Linked DNA regions of Homo sapiens: region 2 is linked to region 1. A link is a loop called in an ENCODE intact Hi-C map of the cell type or tissue named here. Cell type or tissue: mammary epithelial cell. All regions are shown on one strand. Region 1 has its middle 42 kb from the start of ARK2C. Region 2 holds the start of LOC105372095 (a long non-coding RNA gene).

Region 1 (8,000 bases):
TTGGGGGCTGGGTGCCTGTAATCCCAGCTCCTTGGGAGGCTGAGGCAGGAGGACTGCTTGAGCCCAGGAGTTTGAGACCACTCTGAGCAACATACGGAGATCTCATCTTTATAAAAAATAAAAAATTAGCCGGGGCATGGTGGCACATACTTGTGGTCCCAGCTACTCAGGAGGCTGAGGTGCGAGGATGGCTTGATCCTGGGATGTTAAGGCTGCAGTGAGCCGTGATCATGCCACTGCACTCCAGCCTGGGCGACAGAGTGAGACTCCGTCTCAAAAAAAAAAAAAAAAAAAAAAGAAACAAAAAACAAAAATGCTGGTTGCACATCTGTAGGGCTGTCAGCCCAACTAATCTTTATCCCTTCTGAAAACTGCTCCATCCCAGTCTACATAATTACAGCAAGAAGAGTTATGAGGACATACCTGTCTGTCAGGCCAGAGTTGACTGGTCCAGGGATGGAATCCTGACCAAACTGGGATGTTCAGAGTCCCTCCAGGGAATTTGGAACTGGGACACTAGATCACTGGCTGGCATCAGTCTCAGTGATCTCTTGCAGTCACTGTAAATTTGAGAGCTGCGGGTCTAATATCCTATCTTGTGAATTGGGCATCAAAGAGGGCCAGGTCCCGGTGAGGAAGAAATGAGATAGGTATGCCAAGAAGGGCCAAGATGAGACATACTGGGAGGGGACTGTCTGCATGTCCTCCAGTGGTCTAGCCCCTGGCTACAGCCCACTTCTGAAGTCCTGTTGTGGGGTCCGTGGGAGATGGACTGAGCAAAAGTGAGGTGAAGGGTAACATGCATTCTCACATCCTGGAGGGTCTGGCAGTAAAGACATCACTGAAACCGTGGCTCTTTTCAGACTCAGGCTATGTACCCACCCAGTGTTAGGGAATTTAACAGTGAAAGAGCACTATGTTTTACATCAGTGTATTTTAGAGAAATACACTATATGAATGTATTTCTAATATGTGTAGGTGTTAAAAGGTGGAGATAAAAACTTTAAGCCAGGGCAGAAAGTAGATAGAGAATAATAAATATGCCATGATGTAATGAATCCTTTCTGCCAAAAGCCACTCATCTGAGATGGCTGAAGGATCAGAAATCCATTTGCCTTGATCAATTACAGGAGCAAAATTCTGACACAGCCTATTTCTCTCTCTCTTTTTTTTTTTAAGGGACGGGGTCTTGCTCTGTTGCCCTGGGTGGAGTGCAGTGGTATGATCATAGCTCAGTGCCGCCTTGTACTCCTGGGCCCAGGCGATCTTCTTGCCTCAACCTCCCCAGTAATATGATGACAGATGCTTACTACAGTGCCTGGCTATTTTTTTTTTTTTAATTCTTAATTCAGACGGGGATCTCACTATATTGCCCATGCTGGTCTCAAACTCTTGGCCTCAAGCAGTTCTCCTGCCTCAGCCTCCCAAAGTGCTGGGATGAGCCACTATGCCTGGCATCATTTCTAAATCTGATTTTAGTTTGTGGATTATGTCTCCTCGTTGACTGGAATGGGGATATCAGGGAAGAGTGAGTGGTATCAGGGAAAACAGATCTCTGGAGCCTTCCCAAATATTTCTTGCTATGCAGCCGCTGTGTTTGCTATCGCCAGGAAAGGTTTTGATGCCTCTCAAGTCACAGCCAGATAACTGAAAGAGAGTCCTGGCATAGGGTTCCTACTCCCCTCCCCACAGCCTAAGAGTTCTGTCTACACACTCCTAGAGCACCATCCTTTCTGGGTCATGGAGTTTATTTCACCATGGTGTCAATTTACTTGTCTGTTCCCTTCACACACTCTTTCTGGCCAGAGCTGTATCCCCAGTGAAAAATGTAGTGCCCAGTACATAACAGGACTTGGTAAGTATTTGTCAAATGAATGAATGCAAAGCAAATTAGTGGGGAGAGAGCGTAGAGTCAAGACCAGTGAGAAGGCAGATGTAGTAATCTTAGAGATCATAGGAGTGTTTAGGGGGTGGGGACAGAATGAAGGGAGAGCACATTTCTACTGAGTAGGTGGCCCTCGAGGCTGCCTGAGTAGGGGCTCACACACCACTCAGTGCCACTGACCACTGAGGAATAGCAGGAAGCAAGTGGCCCAGACACTGACCTGGCACCTTCCCCAGCTGCCTGACCTGCAGACCAGGACAGACAATTTGGGGCATTTTTCATTCCTTATGATCAGACGACTCCTCGAGAGGCATTTAGCAAGAACAGGCCACCCCCAGCTCCCATCGTACCCACTGGCTGATTTGCAGTGTTGCTTTTCTCAGGGAGTCACTCCCCACATCTCCAGGACCCCTCTTTGCTGGGGTCATTCAGAACCTGCCTCTCTGGCTGGGTGCAATGGTTCATGCCTGTAATCCCAACACTTTGGAAGGCTGAGGTGGGAGGATTGCTTGAGGCCAGCAGTTCAAGAACAGCATGGGTGACATAGTGAGACCTTGTCTCTACAAAAAATAAAAAGATGGGTGTGATGGCGCACACTTGTAGTTCTAGCTACTTGGGAGGCGGAGGCGAGAGGATCCCTTGAGCCCAGGAGTTCAAGTTTACGGTGGGCTATGATTGCACCTCTGCACTCCAGTCTGGGCGACAAAGCCAGATCCCATCTCTATTAAAAAGCAAAAGAACCTGCCTCTCTTCTCCCACTGTCCCTCAGAGGCAGCCAGCGGGGGGCCTACATCTGCACACAGGGTCTTCTGCCCGGAGTGCCATCTCCTGGCTGCTCTGAGCCTTCCAGGCCCAGCTCAGTGCCATCGCCTCCAGGAGCTTTTCTCCTCAGAGCACCCTTGCCATACCCGCCGACTCTTGTCACCTTTGGTACCTGCACAGGGATCTGCAGCTCACAGTGTGCTTTCCCAGCCGCTATCTCAAAAAAGGTCTCATCCATGCTCATTTTGCAGCACAGCACACAGGCCTGGGGAGGTCATGTGGCAGAGCTGGACCAGACCCAGGACTCCTGAAGCCAAGTTCATTGAACTTTCCACCCTTAGCACCTTGCTGGACACACTCATCCCCTCCACTAAGAAACACCTAACAATGGAGCCTGGATATTAGTTTCTTAGTCCTTCCTCCACACCACGCCCAGGATGATATTTTGTGCCAGGTGGTCAAGTGGTCAGAATGTTTGCTGAATTGAAGGTGGGAGGCAGAGGTTAAACCCACCTCAGACTGGAGGCTCCCCACCTGGAGAGGTTGCACCAGGAGAGGCCCTAGCACGGTGTGCACATGGCCATCTGGTTTGGTAAATTTGACTAAGATAGTTTTAAATGGCACTGGTTCAGTCCATTGTCCCTTTCCTCTGCTGCCCCCTGTCACACTTCCTCTTATGACAGATGGTGTTGGGGTGGCTCTGGGTATTTGGGGATCTGGCTAAGGGGAAGTGGAGTTGGAGGTACATTGAGTTAGGGTTAAGTGGGGTTCTCTTACGTGGCTCACAGCCACTTCCGTGTATATTTTGCTTCTTGCTAGTCATCCTAGTGTAGAAATGGCTTCTCAGGCGACTCCTGCGGCTCACTACTGACTCCTCCAATGCCATGACATGAAGGCTTAGGGCCAGCAGCTGTTTGCAATATGAGTGTGTCTGGTGAGGCTGGACTGTGGTATATGTGGGTAGTGTTGGAGAAGTAAGGTTTGAAATGAAAGAGCCAGAAGCTGGTCTGGGGAACATTCTTCTGACCATCAAATGCATAACATCAGAAGCTTGGGCTCGTCTCAATGGAAGTACAATCCTATAATGCATACCATACTTTTTTTTTTTTTTTTTTTTTTGAGAAACAGAGTTTCACTCTTGTTGCCCAGGCTGGAGTGCAGTGGCATGATTTTAGCTCACTGCAACCTCCACCTCCCAGGTTCAAGTGATTCTCTTGCCTCAGCCTCCCGAGTAGATGGGATTGCAGGCACCTGCCACCACACTCGGCTAATTTTTTTATTTTTAGTACAGACGAGGTTTCACCATGTTGGCCAGGCTGGTCTCGAGCTCCTGACCTCAGGTGATCCACCCGCCACAGCCTCCCAAAGTGCTGGGATTACAGGCGTGAGCCACCTCGCCTGGTAACAATACTTTGTTTTTTGTTTTTTTTTTAAGTGGGAATCATATGTAATAGAATATATTTCTATTCTGTAATAGAATCAGATTTTTTGGTGTGCAATTTTCTGGCTGATTTGAACAAGAAAACTTGAAATGCCCTCAAATCTTATAGCTCATGTCCAAAAACTGATAGAGGTTTCCCCAACATTAGCAACAACCCTCAACAGTTACATGACAATACCAATAATAATTTGTGAATGTGAATTTTCTAAACTGTCCATAATAAAAACCAAATTTGGATTAACCATGTTAGAGAAAAGACTAAAATATCTTTCTATTTTCTCCATGGAAAAAACATTACAAAATTGTCCCAAGAAGAGCTAATCAAAAGGTATGCAGCCCCTCAAAAAATATACAGGAAAATTTTAATAGAGGTGGATTGGGCTGTTAACTAATAAAAAGGTTGTTTTATTTTTCTGGATTTTGTGATATTTGTGGTAGTTCTCCGCTTTTTAACACTTGTAATTTGTTATGCTTTCTTTTCTCATTCCTAATAAATTGTCGTGTTTGTGCTAATTTTGTATTAGTTATTTGGTGTTATTTTTCTTTTGTTTTCTTTTTTTGAGACAGAATTTCCCTCTTGTTGCCCAGGCTGGAGTAAAATGGCACGATCTTGGCTCACTGCAACCTCTGCCTCCCGGGTTCAAGCAATTCTCCTGCCTCAGCCTCCCAAGTAGCTGGGATTATGCTCGTGTGCCACCATGCCTGGCTAATTTTTTGTATTTTTAGTAGAGACGGGGTTTCTCCATGTTGGTCAGGCTGGTCTCGAACTCCCAACCTCAGGTGATCCGCCCGCCTTGGTCTCCCAAAGTGCTGGGATTACAGGCGTGAGCCATCGCGCCCGGCCTTGGTGTTATTTTTCTTACCTAACCTCCCCCGCCGCCCCCAGTAAACTGCAGACCCATGACTCGGTCACTCTCTTTGGGCCTTGTGTCCTTCCTCCTAGGCAGGGATGGGGCCCTGACCTTGCCTTGAACCCTCTTCCAGGGAGAATTAAAGAGATGATCCTGTTAATTGTTCGGTCGTCCCTGACACCTGCAGAGGCAAAAGCACGTGGCTTTATTTGATCCTTACTGCAAACCATTAGGGAAAAACTCCATGTTTTCATTGTGGCAGTGTTTGAATGTATGCAAAAGGAGGTGAATACCCGCGGCACACGGTGCGGGATGGGCTTGGTGAGGTTCCCTGGCACTGGGCTCCGGAATGGCAGGGCCAGACGTATAATCTCTGCAGTTTGACTCCTCTCTCCATGCTGTCCCCACACTTCATGGCACATGACATGTGTAATTATGTGGTGACATCTGCATCCTTCCGCCTGGCTTAGAAACAGGCAGCACCTCTGATCCTCAGGGTGGGGGCAGGAAGCCAGTGGCAGCTGGGGGGCTGTCTGCAGCCGAGCTGATGGGATGCTTCTGAGCATGGAGAGGACTGAGGCTGTGTCTCCCTGGGGTCTGATGGGCACAGATCCCTGGACAGCAAATCTCTGGGCAAGGGGACAGCATCAGAAACATTTGGAGAGCTTTTCTTATATATGTGCTGTGTACCTTATCCCAACCTATTCTAATACCAGCAGGGATAGGGAGAAGACAGGTGCATTTTGGAAAATTTCCCAGGCAAATCTGATACCCATCCATTCTCAGAGTGAGAACCACAGCCCAAGGGGCTCATGGGAGTAACAAGTTCGTGGGGACCCAGATCTGCTCACGGCTGAAGGTAACCACCTGCTCCTAGGGGAGCGTGGAGTCAGGGCTGTGTATACAGCCAGGGCTGGGAAGCCAGACTTCCCTGGTCCACCTCCTCAGGAGCTATTTGACCTTGGGCAAGTCACTTGACCCTGAAGTCCTCTGCCTGCTTATCTACAAAATGGAAATCACGGAAGCCCTTACCTCAGGTGAGATAACTCACTTAGCACAGAATCTGACACACCACACTCAAGAATGTTAGCCACTGCTGTTATTTCCAATGGTGACATCAGACAAGGGTGAAGGGGAAGGAATATTCTCTGCTCTGGGGCTCAAGCGAGCTGCAGACTCTTCTCCCTCCTTCACAGGCGAGATGCCAATGGCTAGAGGCTCCTCCGGAAATCCAGCCCAGCCAGATCTCCTTTCAGGCTGGAGCTGGGACCACCCTCCTTTGTCTGAAGCTGGGGAAACTGGTTTGGGGAACCGGAGAGTCTCTAGTGTCACCCGCGCTCTGTCTCTTCTGGGGGCTGTTCTCAGTGAGGGGAGAGCCATACAGACAGGCATTCCTTTTCAGCATGAACAGGTGGGAAGCCTGGAACCAGAGAAGGATGCTGGGGGGCTGGGGGTGGGTTTGGCAGGGCTGTGAAGGAGGCACATTCACAGACTCCCCAGAATCCCCTCTTCCCTCTTTTTTGGCAGCCCTGATCCCCAAGGTGTGCAGGCACTCACACTACGAAAGCGCCCTCCATGCAGGGGAAAAGGGCTCAGTCAACCACACCCATTAAGTGTCGCATTTAAGATGGGGCAATACCTTGTAGTGATTTTGCAACTGGCACCAGAGCCCTTTCTTCAAATGTTCCTTACTCAAGTGCTCAGACTGGAAAGAGACTGGGAGCTTGGCATCATCCCTGCCACACACACAGCAGTCCCAGGGGTACCCCTTGGGTCCCTGGGGCTAGGGAAGCATGACCAAACAGCAAAGGAGAGATGATTGCCAGGGAGTCTCAGCCACAAGAGCCTCTGAGGCCCATCCACTCCCTGTCCCCTTCCCCTGGGAGCCAACCGCCCCCCACCCCCCACTCCTGGAGCCAAGAAAGGCAGAGTCAGCACTTGAACTCAGAACCCTGTCACCAGATTTCTGTTGCGCCCTTGGTGGTGGGGACTGAGGGGGAGCCTTCTCGTCTGCCCATCCTGCCAGGCTGGCTGCAGGCCTGAGGACCCACTCCGGTGTTTGAGCATGGACCGTGTGCCAGACCCTTCCTGCCCCAAACCTGAGGTCTCCAGCCCTTGTCTGGGGGTTTTCTGTTTCCTGGTCCTGGGAGCTTGCAGGAAGGGGACAGAAATGAAGATCTAACCCCACCTATTCCCAACACTCTTGCCTCCCTGCGCCAGGGATTAGGGATGAGAGCACTTTAGAGTCAGGGTCCCCAGAGCCCAACTGGGCTGATGAGATGAACTGTCACTCCATATTATCCCTCCTGTCCCTACCATCACTCCCTCCTGTACCCTGAAATGCTACTGGAGGTCCCACACTCTCTGCTGTGTTTGCCGCGGCCACCACCCCCAACAAACAAATCCCTCTGAAATTGATCCAGCCAGGCTACTGGGCAGCCCCTGGCTGGACACATGAGAACCACAGCATGCATTTTATAAATGTGACCAAGGAGGAAGGCCCTGCTGGAGCAGGGCAGAAGGGGCTCTAGTGTTGAAGGCCTCTGGTGCTGCCCTCTGAGTTAACTCAACCCCCAGGTCCTCACACATCCCGTGTCCTGGACACCAGCCTCCCTGTTCTATCCTCGGATCCATCTGATGCCAAAGCCAGTGTTCCTTCCTCCCCACACACAGCAGTCAGAAGTAACAGATTTGATGTACGCACGGCCAAATGGAGGAGCTTAAAACAGAGCCGAGAGAAGAAAGTCAGCGTGAGATGCACAACACAACCCATTTACATTAATTAAAATAAATGTGCCCCAAACGAGGATGTGCATGTATAAAAACATGAAGTCTGTTAGCAAGGTGCCCCATGGAGCAGACAGGAAGAGAGTAGGGAGTGGGGTCAACAAGAAATCAGAGAACAAAGAGAGAGAGGGAGTGAGAGAGAGAGGGAGAGGAAAAAGGAAGAAAAATGAAAGCAAGCAAACTCTTTAAGCCACTTCTGAATGTTTCCTCTGGGAATAAAATTTGGATTTATTTAACATATATATATATTTTTTTCACATAAAATAAAGCCTAT
Region 2 (8,000 bases), 96 kb after region 1:
CAAAGTGCTGGGATCACAGGCGTGAGCCACCGCGCCCGGCCACCATGTTGGTTTTCTAATGATAACGACTAACTTTACAGAGTCCAGGGTCTGCTCAGTAGTCAGTCCGATGAAGTTATATCTTGCCATGGAAGGCCAGTGACTCTTAGGGAAGTCTGTCAGACAATGCTGTAACATGACTTTAAAAGGACACACAGTCCTCTTTCTGTATTATTTCAAAGTTTTGGATATTTTTTCTTAACAGCAGACAGAGGCAGTCGGGGTGAAACTGTGGGATTCTAGCCAGAGAGCTCAACACAGAGATGGTGAAGACAGAGTTGGTACAGCAGGGCTTTTACTGTCCAAGACCACTGCCCCGGCCGTGCTTCCAGCCCAACCTCATCTACTGGGCCAACCCCTCCCTCCATCTAGAATTCCACTCTGGTTATTAAGACCACCTGGGCACTGGAGTCCCAGGGGGCTGGGATGCCCAAGGCCTCACCTGGTGCTCCCCGTAGTGTCCAGTCTTCCCGAGGACATGCAGGCTGGTGTGTACATGTATGTGTGTGGGGGGGATTCTTGATACTTCTTCCTTCTTATTGCAGAGATGCTCTTCTTCAGAGATCTGCCCCTAGCTGGGGCTTGGGAGGCCCCTCTTTCTTAAAATATATCTGGTGGCGACTTTCTTTCCTCCCCTGAATCCCTTGCCCTTTCCTTGAATATTTCTCATGGATACACACCCCATGATACACACACCACTTCCACCCCTGCCATATGGACACACACATAATGCCTCCCATATACCCAAACCTACTCAGATTCCCTGGAGAAGCAGCAAAGCCTCCCAACAGAGAGGGGACTCATTCCCTATCTCCCACCTCTTTCCACTTGGGACCATGGCCAACCCATTCTGCACTCTTGCATGAATTAGAAAATGGCCCATCATGGCCAAGCACAGTGGCTCATGCCTGTAATCCCAGTGCTTTGGGAGACCGAAGTGGGAGGATTGCTTGAGGCCAGGAGTTCGAGACCAGCCTGGGCAAAATAGCAAGACCCTGTCTCTACAAAAATAAAATAAAACAAAATTAAATATAAAATAGAATAAGAAAATGTCCTGCCTTTTCCCTGGTAGATACAGCCCAGAGCCAGGGCACACACACAGCTGGTTCAGCTCCACTCACTTCTTGATGGTCACCTTTGTGCCCGTAGACAGTATCTCTGTTCCCTCCCCCTCAAAGATTTCCAGAGTGGTGTGCAGGGCTCCCTTTCAGTTGGCAAACCTTTTGACATCTCCATGGGAGATGGTCCAGCCAACTCTGGCGTATATTCTCAGAGATCCTGCTTACCACACTGGTGCCAGCTCTTGTCTGTTGGGTTAGAGAATATGTTTGGTTGGGTGGTGTGATGTCATGGGCCAGGGGAATCTTGTCCTGCCTCACCAATTACAGGGTTGCTTCCTGGGCCTCAAATCTAATTGCACAGAGATGAGAGCTCTCCTGGGAGATGAAAGTGGTGGCTTGTGAGGACAAGTGGGTGTAAATGACTGATAACAGATTGTTTTGTCTGGAAGGAAGGACTTGCATGTGCCTGTGCATGTGTGTGTGAGTGTGCGTGTGCATATGTGTGCAGGGAGGGATTCTGAAGAGGAAGGTGTTGCACAAGGATGTCCAGGTTGAAACCCAGGAGCTTTTCTAGCGTGGCTCTACTGACTCTAGTGGACAGAGAACAGGCTCTGGAGCTCCAAATCCCCCAGATTCTGCTCCTGTCTGCTGATAGGTAGAAGCAGGAACAAAACTTACTTTGAAATGCACAGACAGAAAATCTTAATACAAGCCCCACAGCCCCTGATCTAGAAGTGTCAGCTGTCCCCCTTTGGAGCATGAACTGAGCCCTCACCAGCTCTTCCCAGAGCTTCTGTGCCCCTCCCCAGCCTCTTGCTCCAAGCCTGCACTTTTGGCAGGACCCCCTCGAGGCAGTTAATTAAAAAATCAGTGTTTGCCTTTATATTGGAAAAGAGATTTTTGCCCCCTCTGTAAGTGATAAGTGTTTCAGCTGAGCCTGGTGAGGTATCTGGGGCTGGAAGAGTTGCTTTTACTAATACATGCCAAGAAGACTGTAATGCTGTCTTCATAAAATAAGGGGATGGGGCTAGATGACCTCATGGCGGTGTGTGGTGGTTCTGATGCTCTGGCCCCAAGAACCCCTTGTCTCCGGAAGGGAGTTGCTTCCAACCATCTGGGCCTCTTTCTCAGCTGTTTTGCCAAAAATAAAGTATTGGGGTTCACCCTCAGTTTTGTGAGGCCTTAGAAGCAAATGCCAAGGCCCATCTGTCCAGGGGCCATGTTCTCAGGGAAATGCTGTTAGCTACCTACATGCCAGGGTTTCTCTTCCTCTGGCTGCCTCATTTCTTACACTGGCGAGGGAGCTGAATGAAAGCCTTCTCTGCACATACAAAGATCTGTAGACTGTCCGACACCCTTCTACTCTTTAATCATCAGCATTGTCATCGTTGCCTTCATCTCTGACATTTGTACAAATCTGATGGCTTACCAGGTACCATCAAATATATAGTCATTTCATTTGAGACACAAGCTCCCCTTATGGTGGAGCTGGGGCAGGTGTAAACTTCATTGTTTTATAGGAAGCAGAGGCAGAGGGGTTAATATCAATTTTTTTTTCCCTAAGGCCTGGTAAGGACTGGGGCCAGAACTAGAATCCAGGTCTTTTGCTAAGCTATCTTATGTCTTGACCCCCCATCAATCCATCCATCCATCCATCCATTCACCCACCCATCCACCCATCCATCCATCATTCCATCCGGCAGATAATTATTAAGTGCTCATTTCATTCCAACCATGTAGATAGCTATAGAGTAGTGAACAAAACAGGATCTTTTCCCTGTCCCTGGCAGCTGTCCTTTCAGTGGAGATTCTCTTTCTGGGACATGGTGCTGTCTTTATAGGTAGGAAGAACTGGGGAGCTGGACATGCGGCTCTCAGAGGAACATTTTGTTTTCACTTCTCATCACTTCCTCCTTCCTTCTTCCCACAGCAGACAGGATTTAGGCCATTTTGGGAGTCCCCCACTTTCTGATTTCTAGTACCTTTGGCATCATGGGCAGTGTTTGGGTGGCGGAGGAGCAGCTACTCCTTTTGGCGGGGGACACTGACATTCCTGGGCACTGCTGCGTGCCGCTGCTGAACCAGGCACTTGGCCAACATTCTCTTCTAATTCATTCCTCACACAGTTCTGAGGGGCAGTAGACAGGCTGGGTAAAGAGGCTGAGGAGAGTGCGCCAGGCCAGGGAAGCAGTGATTTTTGGTGGTCTCACAGCAGTGACACTCTGACATAGCTTGTCAACAGAGGGCTACAGTCTGTCCAGCTTAGCAGACAAGTTTCTTCATGGCTTGTTCTCAAACTTCAACGTCCAGCTGAGGCATGCATAAAAAAAGGCAGATAACCAGGCCCCACCTCCAGAGAGTCCCATTCAGCAAGTGGGTGAGGGGGTTGGGGATCTGCATTGAAACAAGCCCCCATCCTCCATGATTCCAGTGCAGAGCTTGGGGAACCACTCTGAAGTAAGGAAAGCAGCTTTTCCTTTGGACAGTGCAGGCCTTTGGGAGTGAATCCAGTACAAAAACAGCATTAGCTCTGAGGACAAGAAATGTGTACAGAACTTGCAATATTCCAGGACTAGGGGAGAAACTTGTCCCAACTTTAGTGCCAAATTCCCCTCCAGGCTGTGCAAAATGTGGAAGTCCCTGTGCTTCCCGGCACCACCTGGGTGTAGCTCTGGAGGGCATGAAGCAAGAAAAACATTCCCCACTTGGAAGAAGTCCAGAGCTGGGCATACAGACCCGTGGAGGGTGCAAGGGCCCCTGAATGGGAACAGACCAGAAACCACAGATAGCTTCAGTTTGGAAGTCAAACGCTGGGACGGGAGAAGCTTCTAGTCTTCATCATCGAGGACTGCTGAAATCCCAGGGTCAGCTCAGGGATCTGTGTGCACCCAAAGCAGCCTCTTGAAGCAGAAGCTGACCTTAGGGGTTATTTAGTTACAGGGACAGCCAGTGCAGGGCAACGCAGGCTGCCAGTCCAGCTCTTAGGACTGGGGCAGTCACGCCTAATCAACCGTGGCAGCTGTTCCTTCAAGCCTACAGGCAGCATCAGAATTCCTCTGAACAATCCCCACAGGCTGGGGATTTCCAAGATTCAAGCTGGCACTTGCGTTCCAAGCAGGCCTCTTTGCCATTCCCCATCTAGATGAACACCCTTATTTGACACACAAAGAGTATAAAGCTGAGAGAGAGAAAGTGGCTTACTGAAGGTTACATGTTTATTTGGGATTACAGCTGGGAGGTGAAGGGAGATAGCTACATAGTAAGATGGCATTTTCAAGGGGTGTTTGGGTTCCCTGGCTAAGTAAGTTGGAGAAATCCTGTATGTAATACCACCTCTAACTCGAAGATTCACCACTCATACAGTATGCAAAAGACTTGGAAAGGTTGCAAACCTGGAGAAGTTGGCAGGAAACAAAACAAAACAAAACAAAAACCTTGTTTAACTTTTTCAACTTTATAATGTTTCCATGCACTTCTTAGATACATTTGATCCTGGGACCCTTCAGTGACCTAGCAGCTGCTCAATCCTGTGGAACAATTTGTTCCTGAAACACATGTTGGGACCTGCACGTTTAGCAGGAGATCGGGCAGCAAGACACACACAACTCTGTTTTTGTGGTGCACCTTGGCCATGATCAAGGGCGCAGGAAGCACACGGGGTTGGCACTGAACCAAGCTGCCCTCAATTGGGATCTGGGGAGCGATGGACCTCTGTGACTTCTTTTCACTCGGGAGGTTTAGGTTCCTCAAGACATGAAGAAGGGGCTTGGGGCTGGGCATGGGTTTACTCACCAATCCTAGACAACAGGAAAAAGCAGCTTTTTCAGAAGGTGGGCTCAGGATAAATCAAAGCAATTTCCATTTCCCGAGTGAGGGGTAAACGTAGAGAACTCAGAGGTGTGTTTTTGTGGAGAGGTGGGTGTGGGTGAAAATTTCACACCCCACTTAGGGGCAGTTAAAAACAGACCTAAGAACACAGAGATAAAGAAAAAAAAAGACACGAAACATTGAAGCAATTGCCATGAAGCTCATGTACTTAACTCTGTGGCTGTTTATTGGATTTCTTTAATAGCTTATTGACTCTCGGTTCACGAGGAATTCTACCAGAATCAGGGTCCTATCTTGGCTCAAGGTCCACAACAGATTGGGAACAACTATTGGAGGGGGAAGACAGGCTTAGGGACCACAGAGCAGATAGCTGAGAGGAGTGGGCACATACCCATCTTGTCTCATAAGTCACCATCAGGTAGTGAGGACCACAAGGAAACAGGGAAACATCCACTGTATTTATTCACCTCTGAAGGAACCAAGAAAGTTAAGTGCACGAGCATTTAGGAAAGGTTTCCAAACTGAAAGATAGAGATTCAATGGGTAAATTTCTGTTATAGAGAAAATTTACTTATGTGCATCTTTCCCAACAATGCTGATAAATAAAACATCACTGTAAGTTCTAAACACACTGGATAAAGTCCCACTGGACAGACTCACACTGTTTTAGGAAACAAAGAGTGTCAGGTCATCTGGTTCAATCCCTTCATTTTGTAGGCACGGAAGTATATGTAGGAGTGAGAGGGACCCCTGGCTCAAGGCCCACAGCTGATGAGAGCAGAGACAGTCTCCCACCCCGGTCTAGAGTTTGCTGTTGTCAGGGGCAACCGTGGGGGTGGATTATTACGCTTTCCCCAGCCCATCCCTCATCGCTTCTCCAAACCCAGACTTCCAGACTTCAGGGACTTGGGCCCACCCGGGAGCTGTCTTAGGCCCCTACTAGATTTTATTCAAGCCATAGCAGCTCTCTCCAGGAAGTGAAATGGTCATTTCTTTCCTTTTTTTTTTTCAGACAAGGTCTCACACTGTCACCCAGGCTGCAGTGCAGTGGTGCAATCTTGGCTCACTGCAGCCTCGACTGCCCAGTCTCAGCTGATCCTCCCACCTCAGCCTCCCTGGTAGTTGGGACTATAGGCACGTGCCACCATACCCAGCTAAGTTTTGTATTTTTTGTAGAGACAGGGTTTTGCCATGTTGCCCAGGCTGGTCTTAAACTCCTGAGCTCAACTGACCTGCTACCTTGGCCTCCCAAAGTGCTTGGACTATAGGCGTGAGCCACCATGAAATGGTCATTTCTAACCAGTGACCAGAGGCTCTGTTCCCCAATTCTTCCCCTGGGTCTTCAAAGCCACTCTGGCTTCCCTGCCTTCTGCAAATATGCTCCTCTCCCTCTTCCTGACCTCCCCACCCCAACCCCTGTGGGATGAGCCAGGCTGGCAAGTCAGGTGGGAACTGGGCCGATTCCTGCTGGGACTCTCACCTAGGATGTCCTGCTCCTCCTTCCCATCACTGTCTAAATCACCCCATCTTTCCAGGTGGTGAAGAAGCCTCACAGCCATCCCCAACATCTCCAGACCCTGTGACTCTTCCTGCCCGCTGGGTGTTGGTGCAGGAATGGGGCATTGTGGAGATTAAGCCAGAGTTGGGGACTTGAAGGAAATTTTGCTGACTTCATCAGCCATCCTTGGCCTGACAGCCAATGACAGTGTTTGAAGACGGGTCACTGCTTCTATGTCTTCGGGTAGTGTGACTCATTTCTCAGAAGACGGGCATATATATTCTATCTATTTTCAGTGGAACTCATATTTAAAGCTTGTGGAGTTCCAGCTTTGTGTGAAAAAAAATACTAACCCTTCTCAAAGTGATAGAAATAAGCCGTTTTCTCTTTTCTTTTCTCTGTAGGACAGTTAGTCCATCAGCCCCCATTCAGCAGCATTTATGGGGTGTGGAATATCAGGCTAAGGAGATACAAAGGAAATGTGGGAAGGCGGTGGCTCGGAATCCTATACTGGGCTGGGCTCAGGTTCCAGTTGCACCACTTCTGAGCCGGGCACCCTTATTCTTGGTGCTTCATTCTCTTGTCTGTAAAATGGGGATATTAATGCCTCATGGGGTGTGAGGATCAGATGAAACAATGGATAAATCACTTGAGGAAGCACTCAGAAAATGGGAGCAACTATTCTACCAAATGGGTTATTTATTGACCTGCACCTCTACCATCTATAAAAGGGTGTCATTGGGATTCTTGAAAACAGCAAATGAAATGGAAATTCTGCACATTTAATAATGATGTAAAAGTCTGCCCTTGGGTCTGAATTGAACTCTGCTTTTGTTGGCTGGGTGGCTGTGGAGAGAGTTCCTACCCCATGGGTCTGAGGACAAAATGGCACCAATCGCCTCCATAAACAGGGTTCGCCACTTCGCAATTCATCACTTACAGTTTACAGGTCACAGAGCACTTGCTCATGGGTTCATTTCACATGAGTGATCTCGCTTAGTCTTGAGGTGGGAGGCTGGGGTTCTAGACTCAGCACCTTCACCTGTAGCGGGTGACCTGGGGTAAGCACCTGAACCACTGTGTCCCATGGGCTCTCTGTTGGCCAAATGGGACGACATTACAGCTCTTTCAGGTTGTCCTGGGAATCAGAGGCGAGGCCTAGTACGGGGCTGGGCTCACTGTATGCTCTCAGATCAAGGGAAAGGACACTACGGTTGTGGTTGCCGCTATTCCACCCTCAGTGTCCTCATCCGTCATGTGTGTTGAACACACTCTGTGTAGCCCCATGTTCTGTGGGAAGCCTGGAGCTCCTGAGGCCTCTATGGGGCAGGCCCTGCTCGAGCAGGGTAGTTTGCACAGCCAGGCTTTCCCACCTTCCCTCACCCTGAGCTGTTCTGCTTGGTTTGGTGACATATTAAAATGTTTGCACACCACTTACCTGGTGTAAAGGGCTTGGGACATGTCAATCTCCAGTCAGCATCCTCTGTTCACTCACCCTTCCCAAGATCTGTGCCACAAACACACACACGCACACACACACTATACAATACATCCACACACATAATACACAACCA

The links. A loop is a pair of places that touch in the nucleus more often than their neighbours do. Peaks named below come from ENCODE experiments on the same cell type or tissue, not always from the same donor. Only the 100,000 strongest peaks of a DNase experiment are listed, where the experiment ranks them.
Region 2: it touches region 1 in a loop (4-fold over the local background); 4 of 110 quality-filtered maps call a loop at or near these places.

What each region holds. Positions count from the first base shown.
Region 1 is chr18:46,287,920-46,295,919 of GRCh38, forward strand. No RefSeq gene overlaps it. Among named protein-coding and RNA genes, the nearest start is that of ARK2C, 42 kb to the right of the region's middle. RefSeq lists an enhancer at 6,561-7,062. In mammary epithelial cell, no CTCF peak of the experiment used is centred here; no DNase peak of the experiment used is centred here.
Region 2 is chr18:46,383,810-46,391,809 of GRCh38, forward strand. All of the region lies in intron 1 of ARK2C (arkadia (RNF111) C-terminal like ring finger ubiquitin ligase 2C), which reads left to right. LOC105372095 (a long non-coding RNA gene) reads right to left here and starts at 5,729. Exons shown (of 4, transcript XR_007066354.1): 1 at 5,589-5,729; 2 at 5,320-5,449; 3 at 4,893-5,067; 4 at 4,294-4,492. RefSeq lists an enhancer at 3,356-3,856. In mammary epithelial cell, no CTCF peak of the experiment used is centred here; DNase peaks (open chromatin) are centred at 4,182 and 4,672; H3K27ac peaks cover 1,050 bases.